Regions from separate parts of the Homo sapiens genome. Here region 1 is linked to region 2. Evidence: read pairs that join two places in POLR2A ChIA-PET (ENCODE). Cell type or tissue: Caco-2. All regions are shown on one strand.

Region 1 (2,500 bases), 50 kb before region 2:
TATCTGTGTAGATGGTTCAGGTTGCATGGGACAGAGGGAGGATTTGGGAAGAGACCGGAAGACAGCAGGGGCCACACCTGTCAGGGCTTACAAGTCATGCTGAGGACCTGGGTGGTGGGAAGCAGATGAAGTTTTTGCAGCAGGGGAGTGATGTGATCAGACATACAGCTCACAAAGATTGCTCAGGCTGCCGTGTGGAGCAACAGCATGTCTGGAGAGACCCACTGGGAGGCTGTACTGGGAAGTCCAGGGGAGAGCTTGTGCCCTAAGATGGAAAGTGTGAATGGAGACATGTGGGTGGGTCTGAGAGGTAGGACTTGATTGGCTAAGAGGTGGGAGGAATAAAGAGAGGGCAGAAAGAAGTCAAAGATGACACTCAGGTTCCTGTTCATGAAGATGAAGAGAAGCAGGTGTGAGAAAGAGGAGTGGAATGAATGATGAGGTCAGTTTGGAAATGGAGGGAGGAGCCTGTTGGCAGGTCAGTAAAATGATCTGAAGCTGAAGGATGGAGTTGAAGCCAGAGACACTTTGGAGTCATCAGCAGTTAGAACAAATGGGTTTCTTGTAGGCAGAATGTTGAGTGAGAGAGGAAGTGGGCTTAGGAGAGGACTTCAGGGTGTATTATTTAACCTCAAGGTCAAGCACCGTGTCTTAGTCACCTTTGTACCCCCGGTACTGAGCACAAGACCTGCAGAGAGCAGGCAAACAGGAAAGCCAAGTTGGCTCAAGAGAGAGAGGCATCATCTCTTTTTCCAAAAGACGCCCAGTCCAATTTTCCAGGGAAATAGACTCTACATCCTGGTCCCTTGACTGGGCCCCAGAGAACCCCAGACACACAGTCCCCCAGAGAGTTCATTCTGGGAACTCACAAAGCTCTGCTCTTGGTGAAGGGCAATATGAGGAGAAGGAGGTCCATCTGTGAACTCCAAAGTTCACAGGGTTTGAAATACAGTAGTGCGGCTTATCAGCTGTGTAACCCCGGGTGAATGCCTTCACTCTGATCTTCAATTTCTCATCAGTAATATAGGCATTGGTGGTATGACATGGCATGATATGTATGAATTGCTTAGGAAGAAAGCACTAAGTGGACCTCCTTTCCTATGTTCAGGCCCATTCTTACAGGCACAGCAAAAGTAAGTTATGTAATTGGGCAGGAGGGCACTTCCCACCCATACTCTTGGGTTACTGAGCAGTATTCACTCAATAACATAACTCTGGTCAGAGTCACTTCACCCACTGCCACCTCCAAACACACAGGGTGAGACTCTTGTCTCAAAAAAACAAACTCATAAATGGCAGGACTGGAATGAGGTCTGAGTCATCTGCCTCTAGAGCGCAGGCTTTCTGTCACCAAGCTCTTCCTCTCTCCCAGGCAACCCACATCCACCTGCGTACACTTGTTTTCTCTTGTTCATCTCTTCTTGACTGTTATCATTTATGAACCACAGGGCACCTAGAAAGTATCTAGCATGAGGCTTCCCCATTTATCCAAAGGGACTTAACCTAAGGACTTGATCCATGTTTCATGGTGCATGTAGTCGTTTTATAAATGAGGAAATTGGGGTTTGGGGAGAGCTTGTGCTTTGACCAGAGTCATATAGCCACTGAGTGGCTATATGGGCCACTGGGTACGCCACAGGGCACCCAGCCCTGTGTGACTCGAGAGTCCATGCTGTTCCCACAGCACATCAGTGCTCTGAGTCATTGCTCAGCCTTCTAGGAGATGTGAAGTGAGCTGGGGGCTCTGATCCTAGCTTCCTTGCTAGCTCACCGCATATCCTTGAGAAGAGCCCCTCTGCTCCTTTGTTTTACCTATCTGTAAAATGAAGGTTCTGTACTAGAATGACTCAGAGCCTCTAGGAAAAATAAGACAAAAGCCTGAGGAGAACATTGAACCGCTGTTTGTGTGGAGGATGGGTTGGTCTGGATATGAGGTTGGCAAGGTGTGATTTTGCTCCATACCTCCGTACCCTAGGATGAACTGGAGCTCACCAGACGGGCTCTGGAGAAGGAGCGGCTACACAGCCCAGGTGCAACCAGCACAGCAGAACTGGGGTCCAGAGGGGAGCAGGGTGTGCAGCTGGGAGAGGTGAGCTGGGGGCTCTGGGGGAACAGGTGACCCAGCAGGGAGCTCCTGTCCAGGGGTTTGTCCCCTTCCCTTGGGAACTGGGTTCCTGAAGCTTAAACCTGCCAGATTGGTCTGTGTGTCCTCTGTCTGTTCCCTACCTGTCTTAGGGGCTGCCCAGGTGAGATTCACAGGTCTTTCCCACAGGTCTCAGGAGTGGAGGCTGAGCCTAGTCCTGATGGAATGGAGAAGCAGTCATGGAGACAAAGGCTTGAACACCTGCAGCAAGCAGTGGCCCGGCTGGAGATTGACAGGAGCAGGCTGCAGCGCCACAATGTCCAGCTGCGGAGTACCTTGGAGCAGGTGACCCCTCTTCTTGTCCAGTGGGCATGCATCTCCACTTCTCGTGTGGTCCCTAGAGCATAGGCTCAGTAA
Region 2 (2,500 bases):
TGTCCCTGTCTGCTACTGTCATCAGAGCTTTGGATGAGCTCTGGATGGTGTTGTTTACAGATCAACATGACCCACTACATCCAGCACCTGTCATTTGGGGAGGACTATCCAGGCATTGTGAACCCCCTGGACCACACCAATGTCACTGCGCCCCAAGGTACCAGCCCGGGAGGCAGCCCCCAGCCGCAGAAGGCCGGCCGGGCACCCATACCCAGTGCTTTGTTTTCCCCTCAGCCTCCATGATGTTCCAGTACTTTGTGAAGGTGGTGCCCACTGTGTACATGAAGGTGGACGGAGAGGTGAGTCAGGGAGCTCCCTACCAGAGTCTCCTGCGCGGTGCCAAGCACTGGAGTTCCTGCATTTCGTTCCGTCAGCCTGGGGAGTGAAAGCTGCCTCGTCCTCACATGGCGAATAAAAGACTGAGGCACAGAGAGGGTGGGGGATTTGCCCTCCCAGGCAGAGTGCAGGCCTGGGGCTGTTAGATTTAAAGCGCCTGCTCTTTCTGCTGCCCTCACCGCTTCTATCCGTTCCTCCGGTGCCCACCGTCTGCCTGCCTCACTGTTCTCTGTGGTCTGCCTGGGCTGGGGGTTAGGCAAGGCAAGTCTCTGTGTACCCGCTCCCAAGGCTGCCCTGGCCTGTGGAGCAGCATCTCAGCAGAGTGGCAGGATGCGAGGGGCTGAGGGCAGAGGAAGTCAGGTCAGCCTTGGTGCGTCTTTGGAGAGCTGCTTCTCAGCCTGGACCCCCGTGAGAACACCCACCAAATGCTGCCAGGATAGGTAAACTGTAAAGACTTGGCACCTGGAGGGGAAGGCTGAGGCCAAGACTAGGAGAGGGGGTCTGGCGGGCCAGGCCTTGCAGTGCAGGCCACTAGCACGGTGCTGTGTTCTCTCCTTACACGGCCAAGGCTCAACAGGAAAGGGGAAGGAGCAGGGGTGGGGCTGATGGTGGCTGGAGCCAGGTCCTAGCCCTAGCCCTGGCCCAGGCTCCCCTCCCACCCCAGGTACTGAGGACAAATCAGTTCTCTGTGACCAGACATGAGAAGGTTGCCAATGGGCTGTTGGGCGACCAAGGCCTTCCCGGAGTCTTCGTCCTCTATGAGCTCTCGCCCATGATGGTGAAGCTGACGGAGAAGCACAGGTGAGGATGGGGGCAAAGCGGCCTCTGGGGGCCTGGGCCTGAGGGAGGAGGATGCCTGCTGAGCCCACCCTCTCCTTCTACCAGGTCCTTCACCCACTTCCTGACAGGTGTGTGCGCCATCATTGGGGGCATGTTCACAGGTAAGAGGCCCAGGGCGTCTGTGAGCTGTGGGGTGGGGAGGGTAAAGCCTGGGTGCCCCAGGTTTGGTTGGGGGTGAAGGGGCAGATGCTGGCCTGGCCAGTTAAGTGACAAGGCTCTCAGCGTCAAAAGCCAAGGCCCCCACTGGGCCAGTGCCAGCCCTTGTCTCTCTCCCAGTGGCTGGACTCATCGATTCGCTCATCTACCACTCAGCACGAGCCATCCAGAAGAAAATTGATCTAGGGAAGACAACGTAGTCACCCTCGGTGCTTCCTCTGTCTCCTCTTTCTCCCTGGCCTGTGGTTGTCCCCCAGCCTCTGCCACCCTCCACCTCCTCGGTCAGCCCCAGCCCCAGGTTGATAAATCTATTGATTGATTGTGATAGTACTCACTGGTCTCCGTGTGATCCTTGCCATGGCCAGAGCCTCATCCTGGCCACTCATTGAAGGCAATTGTGACTGACAGATCGGGGCCCAGAGCCCTCGGGAGCCCCACATGGGCATCCCCTAGTTAACCGGGGTTTATTCAAACCAGGTTCATGTCCAGCCCACAGCCCTGTCCTGGGTCCCTCCTCCACTGTGGTCCTCAGGCCTCTCGGGTTCAGCCCCAGGGCTCAGATGGACCTTTTCAGCGTGAGCTTCCTGGAGCCACCATGGCCCCCAGGCTCATGAGTGATCAACCCCAGGCCACTAATTCAGGGCCCTGAGTGCATATTGGGGCTTGCCACTTCTTCATTGATGGGTAAAGCTGGGGCCGCTCTCCGCCACCCTGGGCTCAATACACCTGATCCTGTCACACTCACTGATCCCACTCTGTGCCAAACCCCACGCTGGCTCTCACTGCAGAGAGGAATCCCTCCAGGTCCTCTGCAGTCTAGATGGAAGCAAAACTGAACACTGAGGTGCGAAAGTAGCAGTCAGTGGCCATTCTGGAGCAGGGCCAGCACCAGACCCCTGGCTTGGAGCCTAATCAGGGTTTCCCATTAGAACTCTGGATCCATGTGGAGAACCAGGGCCCAGCAACCTCACCAGTCCACAGCCTAGGGAACCAGGGGTACCTAAACAGCCAGTCAGTTTATCAGATCATGTCTCGAATGTTGATGCAAGACTGTGGCAGGGGAAAAGCGAGAGAGAGGGGAAAGGAAGCGAAGTCAGGTAGTGACAGCAGAACTTTTAGCTCTGATGGAAGCCTCTCTCAGGGATGGTGAGGAATGGACAGGTTAATG

The links. ChIA-PET counts read pairs that join two places held together with the same protein. Peaks named below come from ENCODE experiments on the same cell type or tissue, not always from the same donor. Only the 100,000 strongest peaks of a DNase experiment are listed, where the experiment ranks them.
Region 1: POLR2A ChIA-PET joins it to region 2 with 6 read pairs; 17 of 35 experiments call an interaction of 5 or more read pairs at or near these places.

What each region holds. Positions count from the first base shown.
Region 1 is chr20:35,505,763-35,508,262 of GRCh38, forward strand. CEP250 (centrosomal protein 250) reads left to right here. Exons shown (of 35, transcript NM_007186.6): 31 at 1,976-2,089; 32 at 2,273-2,428. Among named protein-coding and RNA genes, the nearest start is that of CEP250-AS1, 16 kb to the left of the region's middle. In Caco-2, no CTCF peak of the experiment used is centred here; no DNase peak of the experiment used is centred here.
Region 2 is chr20:35,555,973-35,558,472 of GRCh38, forward strand. ERGIC3 (ERGIC and golgi 3) reads left to right here. Exons shown (of 13, transcript NM_015966.3): 9 at 61-157; 10 at 235-299; 11 at 1,001-1,137; 12 at 1,222-1,277; 13 at 1,453-1,662. The coding sequence ends at 1,532. Among named protein-coding and RNA genes, the nearest start is that of ERGIC3, 15 kb to the left of the region's middle. RefSeq lists a silencer at 2,052-2,233. In Caco-2, no CTCF peak of the experiment used is centred here; DNase peaks (open chromatin) are centred at 649, 1,189 and 1,509.